Regions from separate parts of the Homo sapiens genome. Here region 2 is linked to region 1. The links are chromatin contacts, found by Hi-C or POLR2A ChIA-PET in ENCODE. All regions are on one chromosome and are shown on one strand. The core of a region is the stretch at or near the end of the contact, and the rest is flanking DNA. Distances in the headings are between cores, read along the strand shown.

Region 1 (7,686 bases), core at 2,397-4,896:
CTATCACAAAGAATTAGTGGCATGCATAAAATTTCATAATGTGTATCTCCAGAGAAATGAGGAAAATACCAAGCTGGCTGGGCGCAGAAGCTCATGCCTGTAATCGCAGCACTTTGGGAGGCTGAGGAGGGAGGATCAATTGAGCCTGGGGGTTCAAGACCAGCCTGGGGAACAAAGTGAGACCCCACCTCCACAAAGAATTAGATGAGCATGATGATGCACACCTGTAGTCCCAGCTACTTGGGCAGCTGAAGCCAGAAGATCGCTTGAACCCAGGAGATCAAGGCTCCAGTGGGCTATGATTGTGCCATTGCACTTCAACCTGGGTGACACAGCAAACCCTGTTTCAAAAACAAAACAAAAAATCCAAGCTATTCTTAAACATTTCAGAAGCACTCCACATGAATGAACAGTGAAGTTGATCACAAATTAAAAAAAAAAAAAGTTAAGAGATAGGTCTTGCTATGTTGCCCAGGCCAGTATCGAACTCCTGGCCTCAGGCCATCCTCCCACCTCAGCTTCCCAGTCACTGGGTAGAGATGTGAGCCACCTCACACCTGTATATGTATATATGTGTGTATGTATATGTGTGTGTGTATATATACACACATACATACACACGCATACACACATATGCACACATATATACACATACACATGTATGTATACACATATGTATATATGTGTATATATATATGTGTGTGTGTGTATATATATATATATATCTTTTTGAGATGAGAGTCTTGCTCTGTCACCCAGGCTGGAGCGCAGTGGCATGATCTCATTGCAATCTCATGACTCATTGCAACCTCTGCCACCCAGGTTCAAGCGATTCTCATGCCTCAGCCTCCCGAGTAGCTGGGTCTACGGGCACGCACCACCACACCACGCTAATTTTTTCATTTTAAGTAGAGATCAGGTTTCACCAAGTTGGCCAGGCTGGTCTCAAACTCCTGACCCAAGTGATCCACCCATCTCAGGCTCCCAAAGTGCTGGGATTACAGGAGTGAGCCACCGCACCCAGCCATTTTTTTTTTTTTAAACAAAAGATATCTAGACCCCCATTATGACAGTTCTTTTAGATGAATGAACAGACTTTTATACCATCAGAGTCATCTGCATTTTCCTGCATATAGGCATTCAGAAAATAACAAATGAAAACATTAAGATAAACTAATCTTTAACTGACAACTTCATTGTATTAGGGTGAGAAAACCAACACCCATTTGTTAAATAAATGCTAGTTAATAGCCATGTGATCTCTTCCTCCTTTAAACTTCATAGCATTTTGTATTTTTACCTGTGTTGACCATTCATTAGTTAATAAACATTCCACCAAGCTCCTACTGTATGCCGGGGCCTGTTGGGGAATGACTGGGAGGCAATGGATCTAGAGATTTCTCTGGAGGTAGTCTGGCTAAGGAGGGGAAAAGAGATCTAGGATAGGAGATCCTAGGAGCTACAGACTTCCACTGTTGTTTTCAAAAATTGGAAAGTCTGTGCTGGTATCTTCTCTCCTATCAAACTGAATTCCTTTGTAGGAGGGCTTATACCTACATTTACCTAAACACTTAAGAGTTCACAGTATAGAACCTTGAAAACAGCAGTGTTTATTTTTTGTTTAATTGAACTGAAGTTTACCGCCACCACTCCCACTCCCTTCCTTTCTTTTCCCCTCCTTTTACCTCATGTTTCTCCAAATCTCTACAGTCCCTGAGAATGTTTCTTAAACCAGGAATTTGGGATGCAATAACCTTGCAAATCAAATAAAAACAACTCCAACCACCATCAGAAGAGTAATAGAACAAGCTAACACTCCTGAAGGCGGGGCCCACCTCTTTTGTATCTTTGTATCTCTGTTGTCTGGCATAAGGCCTGGCACAGAATGGAAGCTCAATAAATACTGATTAGGTGATTGCCACCTAGGGATCCTCAGAAAGCAAAGGTGAAGTTGGACATCACAGAAGCAGAGATCTGCTCAATCTGTGTGGGACATTATCTATGCCCAAATTTAGCATTTTTTTTTGGACATAGGAACTACCATTTTAACCATTTGTAAATGTGCAGTTAAAAACACACCTAAGGGCATCCACATTGTGTGCCACCATCACCACTGTCCAGCTCCAGAGCTTGTTTGTCTTCCTAAAGTGAAACTAACTTTAAAAAAAAAAAAAAAAAAAAAGACGGAGTCTTACTCTGTCGCCCAGGCTGGAGTGCAGTGGCGCGATCTCGACTCACTGCAAGCTTTGCCTCCCAGGTTCACGCATTCTCCTGCCTCAGCTTCCTGAGTAGCTGGGACTACAGGCACCCGCCACCATGTCCGGCTAGATTTTTTTGTATTTTTAGTAGAGACGGAGTTTCACCATTTTAGCCAGGATGGTCTCGATCTCCTGACCTCGCGACCCACCTGTCTGGGCCTCCCAAAGTGCTAGGATTACAGGCGTGAGCCACCACACCCGACCCTGTGACCTTTATATAACTCTCCCTTCCCCAATCCTGGCAGCACCTTTGTATTTCCTATCTTATGAATTTGAGTGCTGCTCTGGTTTGAATGTTTGTCCCCTTCTCACATTCAGGTTGAAACTTAATTGCCATTGTAACAGTATCAAGAAGTGAGATTTCATTTATTTTTCATTTCTTCATTAAACATCTTTTCTGAGCCTCCAATTATGGGTCCGATGCTGAATATTCATTACTTTCGTTCAACAAAGCTACTAAGCACCTGACATAATAGTACATCCTGGGGACTTGGGGATGACATTCGTTCTGCTTTCATGGGGCTCCAATTATCTGACCCTGCCTTGCATGACAGCTGTCTACCTGTTTCCCCACTAGATTATAAACCCAGGGAAGAATTGGAAGAATTCACCTGTACACCCTCAGTACCCGAGCCCTGTGAGCATCCTAAGTATTTGATGATCACCACTCTTCTGCTTAGAACCCTGCAGTACTCTCCATTTCACTGACAGTAAATAGCCCAAATCCATACAATGACCTATGCAGATCACTAAGGTCTACCTTTCTCGTTTCCTCTGCACTCCGGGGTCTATTTGCTGTTCCTCAAACATACCCTTCAAGGCCTTTACATTCGCCGTTCTCTTTACCCTCAATGCTCTTCCCTAAGACACTCACAGACTACCTTCCTCTCCTCATTCATATTACTATCCAACATAACCTATTTTACTTGTTGTCGGAACCTCCTCCATCCCTTCAATGTAGGCAAGTGTTGTTTGCTTATAGATGCTTAATAAATACTTGCTGAGTTCATAAATCCTCCACTCCGCACCCCCACCCTAGGTTGGCAGAGGCCTCAGACCTTTGCTAGCCTAACTCCCACCTGATGGGTACCTACACTGCCGCTAAGTGATGGCACATCGAATTCAGCCTGAGAGCACCCCGCCTGCGGGTCTCTCCCGGCCCACAGGCTGAGCGTGCGAGTGGAAGCAGGAAGGGAAAGTATCAGGAAGGTGGAGTACCACAGGCCACATGACTGCTAAACGCTGCTTTCTCAACGTCCGCCCCACCCGCGAGGGAGGCGGACGTCCCAGGACAGACCCCGCAGCCCCCAGCCAGCCCCCTTAACCAGCGGACAGCGTACCTGATCCCCTCACCCCCACGCAGCGGCAGCGGCGCGCATCGGATCCCCCCCGCCCCCGGCCTCGCTTCCGCTTCGTAACTCCGCTCCGAATGGCATTCTGGAAATTGTAGTTTTTCACCTGCAGGGTGCTCGTGGGGCCGAGCCGGAGCGGAGGCTGCGGCTTCTACTCCCAGCCCTGGCGGTAGGGAGCTGCGTCCTGCTGTGGTGGTTGCCCACCTTCTCTGAACCCCTGTCTCCCCGTCTGCTGGACAGCTATTACAACCCCAACCCTTTACCAACTTCACAGGGCTCCTACAGGTGCTCTGTTGGTTGTCAAGGGCTGGACATTGCGAAACTGGGGTGTGTGAAGCAAAAAAATTCTAAGGCCCGCACCCGACTGAATGGACCTCCCTCTCTGCCGAAGGAAACCTTAAAAACTAGTTATGGCCATTACAGGAAGCGGGAGTGGAGCGGGGCGGTTGGACATGCACTGATATTATATCCCATCCCTTGCGGAGTTTAGGCCCAACGGGGACTGACACAACAGAATCTTTGTAGAACTAAAATATCAAATTCCAACCTGATATCATATTGTGTCCGGAAATGGTGGATTCTTGGTCTCACTGACTTCAAGAATGAAACCGCGGACCATCGCGGTGTTACAATTCTTAAAGACTGCGTGTCTGGAGTTTCTTCCTTCTGGCGGGTTCATGGTCTCGCTAGCTTCAGGAGTGAAGCTGCAGATCTTCGCAATGAGTGTTAAATCTCTTAAGAGGGCACACCTGGAGTTGTTCCTTCGCTCTCGGTGGGTTCGTGGTCACACGGGCCTCAAGAAAGAGCTGCAAATACAGATCTTCACGGCGAGTGTTATAGCTCACAAAGACAGTAGGGACCCAAAGGGTTAGCAAGCAACAAGATTTATTACAAAGAACAAAGCACCCACAGTCCAGAAAGGCAACCCCAACGGGTTGCCGCTGCTTGCTCGGGCAGCCTGTTTTTATTCTCCTATCTGGCCCCACCCACATCCTGCTGATTGGTCCACTTTACAGAGAGCCGATTGGTCTGTTTTACAGAGAGTTGATTGGTCCGTTTTGACAGGGTGCTGATTGGTGCGTTAACAATCCCTGAGCTAGACACAAAAGTTCTCCAAGTCCCCACTAGATTAGCTAGACACAGAGTGTTGATTGGTATATTTACAAACCCTGAGCTAGACACAGAGTGCTGATTGGTGCATTTACAAACCTTGAGCTAGATACAGAGTGCCGATTGGTGCATTCACAATCCCTTAGCTATACATAAAGATTCTCCAAGTCCCCACCAGATTAGCTAGACACAGAGTGCCGATTGGTGCATCCACAAACCCTGAGCTGGACACAGAGTGCTGATTGGTGCATTTACAAACCTTGAGCTAGATACAGAGTGCTCATTGGTGTATTTACAATCCCTTAGCTAAACATAAAGGTTCTCCAAGTCCCCACTGGACTCAGGAGCCCAGCTGGCTTCATCCAGTGGATCCAGCACTGGGGCCGCAGGTGAAGCTACCTGCCAGTCCCTCGCCGTGTGCCCACATTCCTCAGCCTTTGGGCGGTCGATGGGACCGGGTGCCGTGGAGCAGGGGTCAGTGCTCGTCTGGGAGGCTTGGGCCTCTCGGGAGCCCACGGCGGGGGTGGGGGTGGGGGTAGGGGTGGGGGTAGGGGTAGGGGTAGGGGTAGGGGGAAGGCTCAGGCATGGCGGGCTGCAGGTCCCAAGCCCTGCCCCGCAGGTAGGCAGCTAAGGCCCAGCGAGAAATCAACAGCAGCGCCGGTGGGCCGGCCCTGCTGGGGGACCCAGCGCACCCTCCGCAGCTGCTGGCCTGGGTGCTAAGCCCCTCACTGCCTGGGGCCGGCGGGGCCGGCCGCCGCTCCGAGTGCAGGGCCCGCCAAGCCCACGCCCACCCGGAACTCTAGCTGGCCCGCAAGCGCCCTGCGAGCAGCCCCGGTTCCCCCTGTGCCTCTCCCTCCCCACCTCCCGGCAGGCTGAGGGAGCCGGCTCCGGCCTCGGCCATCCCAGGAAGGGGGTCCCACAGTGCAGCGGCAGGCTGAGGGGCTCCTCAAGCGTGGCCAGAGCGGGCGCCAAGGCCGAGGAGGTGCCAAGAGCGAGCGAGGGCTGCCATCACTCTGTCACCTCTCAACATGACAGAAAAACAAAAATTTTTTACCCCAAAATATGTTTCATTGCCATAATTTGAAATGGCCCCTGCAAAGCTGTTTTGTGTTGAGGGTGCGGGAGGGATTTGCATCTGTAAAAAAACCTCTATTAACCTAACTAGATCTTTCCCCTCCCAGGCCCTTCCAATTCTGGAGATTAACTGAGTCTAGCACCTTTTTTCCCCTTCGTTAACAGGTGAAACCAAATTTGGACGGCCCATCATCCCACAGCCTTGCCCTTCCCCAGGCTTTGCCACAGCCAGCAGAGCCCTCGAGCTGACACAACCCTTTCCTGAGTACACAACCTCCCTCGCCACTGCCCCAGCCTACAACAGAATATCAGGGCTTTGACCAGGATGATTCTAGCCCCTGGGCACTCTTCTTCCTCCATCAGAGACACGAAGCGGCTTGCCCAAGCCTTGGCCTCTTTATCAGCCACTCTTCCTTCACTCCTGCAGTCCTAAGAGGTCTCACCCATTCAGAGAGACTCCAACCTGAATGAGCCCGAAATATCTCCCGTTCAAGAAACTACAGCTTGGTTGGATTCCTCCTTGGCCCAACAATTCCCCCCTGTGGACTTTTCTTTCCACAGCTCCTCTAGCACCTACCAGCCATCCCCAATCCATGCTCCAATCCATCCATTATCAGCTTCCAGGACGATTTTGTTTTTTTTTTTTACAAATTTTTTCTTTTTCTTAAAAAAAAAAAAAAAAAAGACAGGGCTTCACCATGTTGCCCAGGCTGGTCTTGAACTCCTGGGCTCAAGCGATTCGCTTGCCTCGGCCTCTGAAATTGCTGGGATTACAGGTGTGAGCCACCGTGCCCGGCTGCGATTTTAAAATACTAACACTAAAAATTCATTCCCACCCCCCCAACTCTCCACCCCATAAGGCTTTTTCTTCTTTTTTTTTTTTTGAGACGGAGTCTTGCTCTGTCGCCCAGGCTGGAGTGCAGTGGCACGATCTCGGCTCACTGCAAGCTCTGCTGCCCGGGTTCACGCCATTCTCCTGCCTCAGCCTCCCGAGTAGCTGGGACTACAGGCAGCCACCACGCCCGGGTAATTTTTGTATTTTTTTTTTAGACGGGGTTTCACCGTGTTAGCCAGGATGGTTTCGATCTCCTGACCTCGTGATCCGCCCGCCTCGGCCTCCCAAAGTGTTGGGATTACAGGCGTGAGCCACCGCGCCTGGCCCTCCCATAAGGCTTTTTCTAAAGCCCAGCTTTAACATCTCTGCTCTGCTCAGAGATGGCCCTGGCTTCCGACTGTCTGCTGAAATGCCCCAGTGGGGCTTGCACCATGGCTTAAATGATCTTCAATGACGCCTTCAGGTTTTAGCTCACACCACACCTACCAGTCCCTGCGCCTCACACTGAGCCATACTGAACACTTTCCTCCGCTCCCTGCCACCGCTCTTGTGTCCTTTGCCTCTGAATAAGCTCATAGCCACTTTCCAGTGGGAGGAAAAGACCTTCTAGCTGGTCTCATTGCTTTCCCCAATCCCCACTCCATCTGTTTGCCATATGATTATGTGTCTCTCCTGATGTAAAATCTAACCCCCTGCCCGAGGTCTTGTATTATACAACCCAGCTCCTGCATGCCCCTCCCAGCTTCATCTCCTATCACTCTTCCTCCAGCTTGCTATGTTCCAGTTGCGCTGATCCTGAAATGCTTCAAACACACTGTGAGCCTTTGCAAATACTATTCCCTTTTCTCTCACTTTTCCATTCCTGGCTTCTTATACTTTAGGCCCCAGCTTCAGCATTCCCTCTTCAGAAAGGCCTTTCCTGACGATCACTTTGGCAAGATTGGTTCATTCTATCCCTGTCTTGGCATCTTTTCTTGGTTTCTTTGTATCACCTCTCAGTCAGTAATGGATTTTTTTTTCTGTGTCTTTCCTACAATTATAAGTTCCTTGAGGAGAC
Region 2 (7,686 bases), core at 1,875-4,374, 240 kb before region 1:
AGGATAGCGGTCCAGCTCAGTACTGTGTTGGGGCCCTGGCCCTAGTGCTTCCCTCCCTCCTCCCTCCTCCCTCCAAGCTGCCTGCTCCCGGCCACTGGTGCCTTGGAATCGTAACTCAGAGCTCAGAGCAACAGGAATGCTGTAAATCCCCGTCGCGCTCCCCTTTACAAGCAGGCAGTTGGGCACGGCGGCACTTTACAAGAGAAAGCAGCTCCACCACAGCAGAATGCAGCAAGTGCCTGTCACACGGGCTGTCCTGCCACTGCCTCTGCTTGCTCGGTTGGACACAGTGGGTACCACAAGCCAGGAAGAAGCATCACTCTTGTTCATCCCCATCCCATCCCAGGGCCCTCTGCCCCTTAGCAGGGTCTCCTCCTGGGCCTCAGGCCCCCAGGGCCTTGTTGTCCTTTCTGCCACTTGCCCTTGTCACACAGTGAGAAGCTGCTGTCGCCCTGGACAGCTGTTGTTTGATAAGCTGGCCATCTGCCCTGGGGTGATGGAGCAGAGTGCCTCGGCCTCCGTGTCTCTGTGATGTGAGAGGTACAGGGTTCCAGTCCTGAGGTGGTGGAGCTGGACAGCCCAGAAGGCCAACCACAAAGATGAGATAACTTGGGGTAGCAGTACTTTAGGAGTTTTGCCCACTCTGCAGTCATTTTGTACCCTCCTGTGCCAGCTTCTACACTGGGCGTCCAGAGATTGACATAAATGAGATCCAAGCCCCAGTGGATGTGGACTCAGGTCTGACATGTCTTGGGCTTTACTTTGCGCTGTGGGGACCTCCACAGAGGTATTTCGATCACTCAGGTTCCAGGGGAAAAGGAGGCAGGAAAGGCTTCCAAGGAATTGGAGCTTGGCCTAAGTCTTAAAAGATGAGCAGGCCAGGAGGGAAGGGGCTGTCTAGGCAGCAGCCCAAGCTCAGACCTGGAGGAGAGGACTAGCTAGTGGCTCTGGGGACCCACCAGTGGTTTCGTAGGTGCTGAGCTGACACCTGAGTTGGGTCCTGAAGTTAACTCAGAGGTGGGTGTCATGTAGAGAAGAGGGAAAGGATGGCTTGCAAATGGAGATACAGCCTGTGGCCGGCATGGCTGCAGCTTCAAGAACTTACAGAGGGGAGACGTGGCTGCCAAGATGTTCGATGACTAGTTCATAAAGGGCTTTCTGAGCCCCCTAAGGGGCTTGGACTGTACCCACAGGACTATCTGGAGTTGTTGAACCTTCACCTGCTCCCACCCACCTCCTGCCTGTCAGCTTCCCATTTCCCTGACTCAGACTATTGAGCTCATTGAAATCCTCCTGACACCAGGCAGACACACAGATTGATCACATAGAGCCTCTGCTCTCAAACCTGGATCAAGCAAGAAAATTAGTCCAGGATAAGCCGGTAGATATGGAGAGTCACAGGGCAGTTAGAGCCAGCACTGGCAATGTCTTAAGGCCTTGGGTGATTAATTGACATGTGAATCAGACAGATAATTAGTGCTACATTGGGGTACCAAAGGGACAGAATTCTTCTCCAGGGTGATTAAGAGACTACAGTAGAAGGAGGGGAGATCTAGGCCCAACCTTGAATGCCTTTGGGTGTTGAATGAGGAGCTGAAAGAAAGGCCATTGCTGGGGAGGTGGGGACCAGCAGGCTCCAACCTTGGCCCAGAGCCAGCACATCAGTGGACACTCTGTGTCTGTCCAACATTAGGAGATGAGGAGCCAGTTGGTACTATAGAGATAAGGGCTTTAGACTCTCATCTAAGTGTTCATTGAATTACCAAATTTTTTTAAAGAACTGCTGCTTTATTTAGGCTCTGGGCTCCTATGTACATGATCACAGAATTCTGCACACGTACAGGCCTCAGGCCTGAGTTAAGGACCCTCCACCCAAGGGCTGGACAGGCTGCAAGGCTGTCCCAGCTATGTGCTATTTCTCCCTGTTGAGCAGGCTTCAACCATGAGTACCAGCTAAGCTCAGACTTTATGATCCAGGCGAGAAACAGGAAAGTTCATCCTGGGTGTGAGGGAAGGGGAGGGGTTCAGATGCTCCTGAAAGTGGAGTCGCTTCATGCAGCCTGTGGACAGATGGCCTGGTGGCTTCCTCAGCAGGCTGCCCTGTGTCCACTCCCACCTGCAGACCCTGGCTGACTACGGGCACACAGAATGGCTGCAGTCATTTCGGCTTGGACATTATTCAAAACCACCATTTCAGGTCATCCACCACATAGAAAAATCTCTACAAAGCACCCTGGTACATTTCATTTTAAACAGTGGGAGCTTTCTGGTGAACCCTGTAAGAGAAATTAGTTGCAAATTAAACCCCCAGGAAACAATGATTTGACCTATTGTATAGAATTGTTGGGTGTAAGCCAATTGGATGTTCAAAGACACCTGCCTAAGATGGTGATTTGGGTCTCAGAGCAACTGATTTTAAACCCCTCTGGCAAACGTAAGGGAGTGCCGTCAAGTGTCTTCAGAACAGTGACCTTCTCTGCAGAATAGATGAGAATGATGGGAATCAGCCAGCATGGAATGAGGCCCCTGCAGGTGTTGGGGGCTTTCTGGATAAGTTTGTCGAGCACCCTTGGTCTCATTGCTCCCTCTGCCCCCTAATATTCCTTCTGATATTAATATACATGACATTGACGGTGAGGAAAGCAAGCTAGGAAGGAGGCTCCCCGCTAGTGGAGGAGGAATGAGAGTGTAAGGACCTTTGGGGTGATGCAAGATTCAGTAGGGCCTCTGAGGTCCTGTGCTCCCCAGGCTTGGAGCACGCTGTGACCCAGGCTGGCCTGTGGAGGAGCATTTTTCCAGACTGACTGACAGTGGCCAGAGCTGGGAAAAGCAGGGCCTTCTCCCCATCAGCAGTGGGCAGGTGGCTGGAATATCAGGCCCAGAGGCCAGCAGGTATACACAGCAGAGGAGGGCTCGCGCTAAGAGGAGTTTAAAGATTCCTTGGGAGGGTGGGGTGGGACTTCCCCAGGAAAGTGTCCGCCTCTGTCTCACCAGGACAAGGATGAGTGGGATGAGCTGGAGCCTCAGCGGTCATGTGGCCTGTGGCTGGTGCCTCCCTCCGTCAGGGGACGTGAGTGAAATCTGAAGTGCGTGTCTGTGTGGTGGCAGCTGTAACGTGACAGCTGCCGCCCGCCTGCCCTTCCCCCAGCCTGTTCTCGAGTGAGGAAGCTTGTCTGGCAGCGCCAACTCAGCTGTCATCCCACATCAATTTTTGTAGGTTCCCAGCTAGTGGAAGAGTGCCAAATGCAAGCAGATGATATACTTAATGAAACACTCAGGAAGAACGTTTCAGTTCCAGATATTAAGGGTTTGTGTGTCATGTTGCTGAGCCCTGGAATCAGATCATGCCTTCTCAGCCTTGTCACAGAGTACAGGGCTCTTCCTTTTAGGGGTGAATGTAAAAAATATTTCACGGTGAGGTAGATGTTTATGCTATTGAAGGGCAGCATACATGACTGATATTATGAAAGAAAAAAAAACGAGAAGTCTTCCCCATGTGGACATAAACCGATTGACTGGTGAGTCATTTATACCAGATGTCAGCTAGAAGGAAGGTTGTGTGTCTGCGCACTCTATGTATATTCCTCATATGTAACATCTGCATGGGGTTTTATGGTTACAGGTCTCTTTTATATACCTTTTGTTTGGTTTTATTTTAAACAGCGCCATGAAATTGATATTAATATTCTCCCCACTCCACAACAGAGGTTGCCAAGTCTCTACTGGGGCAAATCGCTCCCCAGAGGGCATAGGCTGGTAGGCGGCAGAGCCAGGGTTTGAACCTAAGTCTCCCGAGTCCAGTTCCAAAATGAACTTACTGGTATTTGGAATTGCCAGTGTATTTCGTATGTGGAATCAAATGGGAAGTAATCAGTCATTTGAGTTACATTTGCATTTATTCTAACCTGATCAAGTTGGAATGAGGGATGGGACAGAAGAGAATAATATTTATATGCACGGTGCTCTTCATTGGTTACTCTTTCATATCTACTGACTTATTTGACTTTTGAGGAGCTGGAAGCAGAGAGAAGTTGGAGGATTTGCTGGGGTCACACAGCTTGGAGTGGCCAGCTGAGAGTCCATTCCAGATCTCATGGTCACTTTCTACTCTCTCACATTGCAGTGTTGCTATAACCATCTATAAAGTAACAAAGGGATAATATGAAAAAGGGTGATTCTGTAAGTAAATGAACCACTGAGGTCAATCAGCCGCCTATGGTTCCATTATTTTGCAGACAAGGAAGCTGCAAAGGAGACGGGGTGCTGTCTGGGGTCTCCCAGCAGCAGCTGGGGCCAGGCTTCTGACTCTAGCCATGTTCCACCCATTGCCGTCCTGGGTCTCAGCTTCAGGCAAGTCTTCACAGTCTAAGTTTTTTGTAGGTCTTTGAGCCAATAGACAGGAATGCTCTTGGAGTTGATCTCAGTTCTGTATCGTCAGCTTCCTATTTAGAAGAGAACCTTAAAATTCCAAAGTTCAGGTAACTCCTCCCTGCCAAGTGAGACTGTAAGCTCAGGCTTATATCAAAAATTCCGTATTTCTCAACGGTGAAGTCCACATTTACACTCCCAGTTATTTTTAGGTGGGAACTTTATATTTTCTTTTTTTTTTTAAGGGAGAATAAATTAACAAATATATGTTTAACTTACATTAACACAAACTCAATGTTTATGTTAACATAAAGAATAGGATTTCTTCATTGTAATTTCTTTTTATTATTATTATTATACTTTAAGTTCTAAGGTACTTGTGCACAACGTGCAGGTTTGTCACATATGTATACATGTGCCATGTTGGTGTGCTGCACCCATTAACCCATCGTTTACATTAGGTATATCTCCTAATGCTATCCCTCCCTGGGAACTTTATATTTTCTGTTTCATATCACATTGGCTTCCCTGCCTAACTGAGGTTATATTTTCTGTCTCACAATAGTGTTGGAGCAGCCTTATTTTTAGCTCAGTTCGTTTTTCTTCCTGTGACTTCCTTTTTCTTGTTTAACACACACACGCGCACACACATTCAAGTAGGCATCCGTTCCCATCGCACTCTCCCTGCCAGTTCTCATTCACTTGGTCACAAGACTTCATCCAAAAGGCAAGTGTTAAGCCTCATCTCATTCCAGGAAAAAAGGAAGAGGAAGAGCCTTCAGCAAACCTCAAGAATCTTCTTGTAACATAGGCTGCTGCTTGTCATTTTATTAAAATCTCTTCACCTGTCGCTCACCTCGCCTGCCGCTAACTCCTGGCTGAGACACTCTCATGTGCACAGCTGATAAGAAATGCTTTGGAGCTCCCTTGCAGAGAAACCTATTGACTGCTGTTGGGGGCATGTTCTCAGGAGCTTGGGTATCAGGCTCCTAGAGGGCCTAGAGTGTGAGACTGTGTGTGTGTGTGTGTGTTTGTGTGTGTGTGCATGCATATACGTATATGGTGCTCACCAGACCCTGTTTCTATCTCTGATACCTGTAGCATTTGATTCTGGTGGCAGGCACCCCATGGAGAGCACTTGCCTGTGGTCCTGTGGTTGATGATCCTTGTTGGTGCTGTCTAGTTCATTTACACCATGCTGTATGGTGGCAGGCCACCGGTGAGAATCCAGTCTAAAATGTTAGGAAACAGGCCAGGGGAACACGACTTACCCAGCCCCCTGCATGGGATAAAGTACGGGGCAGACCCCAGGCCCCTGCTCACCCCGAGTCTTCCTCAGAATCCTTCAGTGGCTCCCTGTTGCCCCTCCACTGAAGTGTAAGCCTCTTTAGCCTAGTGGTACTTGAGCAGGTGACACACTTACCTAGCCCCAAAGAAGACCACGTTTTTAGGCCATGAGCTTCTCTAAAGCTGGACCAGGTTTTTATTTATTTTTTATTTTTATTTTTTTGAGATGGAATTTCGCTCTTGTTGCCCAGGGTGGAATGCAATGGCGCGATCTCAGCTCACTGCAACCTCCGCCTCCTGGGTTGAAGTGATTCTCCTGCCTCAGCCTCCTGAGTAGCTGGGACTACAGGCGACCACCACCACACCTGGCTAATTTTTGTATTTTTAGTAGAGACGGGGTTTCACCATGTTGGCCAGGCTGGTCTCGAACTCCTGACCTCAGGTGACCCTCCCACCTCGGCCTCTCAAAGTGCTGGGATTACAGGTGTGAGCCACCGTGCCCGGCTGGACCAAGTTTTTATTGTTCAGTGTTTTCCCATAAAACAGCAACACAGGTGCTCCGGAGGGGAGGAGTGGAAGAATGAACTAGTGAAGTGATATGTTGTATCTGGACCTCCTCCTTTACCTACTCTAGCCACTAGTCACCAGAAGCATGTTTCTGGTGTGGGAGCCTGGGACCCCATGTTAATCTGTGGGAAAGAACCTGTCGTGGTGCTGCCTGTAACCCCTTCAGATCCCTCAGTGAGGCGTAGCCTCTTCTGACAGGGTGTCTGACCTCCTTCACTCCCAAGCACACCTTCCTTCACAGAGCACAGCCTGTGGGTTATCATCCATCTCAGTTTGGTTTTTGGTTCAGAGCTTTGCTGATCAAAATTGGGTGATGGGCATCACTTTGCCTTGTGACTTAGAGGGTATCAAGCTTCCAGGAGAGTGGGGCCCTTTGCAGTGAAACCATGGGTCCCAAAAAGTCATTAGGCCTGTCCTTGTAGCTGTGTTTTTAGGGAAATCTTTCATCATTTCCTGTGCTGAGACCATAACTATGGTTCTTTAATAATCGAGTACCTCTGTGGATGACCAGGGTCATGTTTGGGGGAATGTTATAATTAAAATGTACATCTTGGAGTTGAAAACCAATACATAATTTGTTCCAAACTTAATTTCCTAAACTTCAAAATGTATAAACATTACATGAAGTGAAAATTGTTTAGAAATACTCTTGAATGCAGAAGCCCATTTCACTGGAATATTAAGTAGAAGTTGATGGAATTCCATGACGCAGTGTCCCTGAAAGCGTGGAGCCCTGAGGAGAGCGTGCACAGACTCTGATCAGAGAAGCGGAGGTGGGAAATTCTAGCCCTGCCATACCAGCTCAGGTATCTGCCCTCTCAGTCTCAGCCTCAGTTTCCCCATCTGTCCTAGGGGTTAATGTAGAACTCCTGGCACTGTGCCTCGTTCCACATAGACCCTCAACAAGTGCTGTCACAGATATTGATAATATCAAACAGGAGAGTCTTCATGTGCCACATTTGCAACTTCCTTTTAAAATTTTAATTATCACATTAGGTAATATGTGCTCTGAGTAAGAAGATTCAGCATACAGGCTTATAGGAGGTAAAAAGTGAAATCTCCCTCCCGAGACAAGGATTGTTAATAATTTATGTATTCTTATAGCCCTTTTCCCATTTGCTTACAAAAATACACATCTGTGCGTATCTACAAACACAGTTTTCTACATTAATTCTATCCTGCCAAACATTATTCTTTGTCACAGATCTTGTCTGAGGTCATTTGTTCTATTGAACGATTCCGTGTGACTGTAGCGTGATGTGTTCAGTTGTTTTCCTGTTCATAGACTTGTAGGTTATTCCTAGTTTCTGGTCCCTTCATTCTGGGCTCCCTTCATTCTGTAGCAAAATTTGTGAGCAGTTGTTTCTGCCTGTGGGTCTGGATATTTCTGTAGAGTAGGTTTCTAAAAGTGGAACTTTAGGCCACAGGATATTTACCTCTGAAAAGGGCATTTCCAGTTTATAC

The links. A loop is a pair of places that touch in the nucleus more often than their neighbours do. ChIA-PET counts read pairs that join two places held with the same protein, here RNA polymerase II (POLR2A). Pooled maps may share reads with other maps.
Region 2: a loop to region 1 is called in a pooled map, with 4 times the contacts of the local background. The contact joins the enhancer-like site here to the promoter of TRMT10B in region 1. A Hi-C loop is called at or near these places in 2 of 50 pooled maps. POLR2A ChIA-PET finds 5 or more read pairs at or near these places in 2 of 52 experiments (activated T-cell and activated naive CD4-positive, alpha-beta T cell).

What each region holds. Positions count from the first base shown.
Region 1 is chr9:37,749,765-37,757,450 of GRCh38, reverse strand. TRMT10B (tRNA methyltransferase 10B) reads right to left here and starts at 3,646. Exons shown (of 9, transcript NM_144964.4): 1 at 3,599-3,646. RefSeq lists a silencer at 3,502-3,736.
Region 2 is chr9:37,990,594-37,998,279 of GRCh38, reverse strand. The region is part of intron 2 of SHB (SH2 domain containing adaptor protein B); the gene reads left to right. Among named protein-coding and RNA genes, the nearest start is that of SHB, 75 kb to the left of the region's middle. RefSeq lists an enhancer at 101-602. Within about 2 kb of position 3,124, at least 23 of the 41 ENCODE cell types and tissues checked have a DNase peak (open chromatin) inside an H3K27ac peak, as active enhancers do.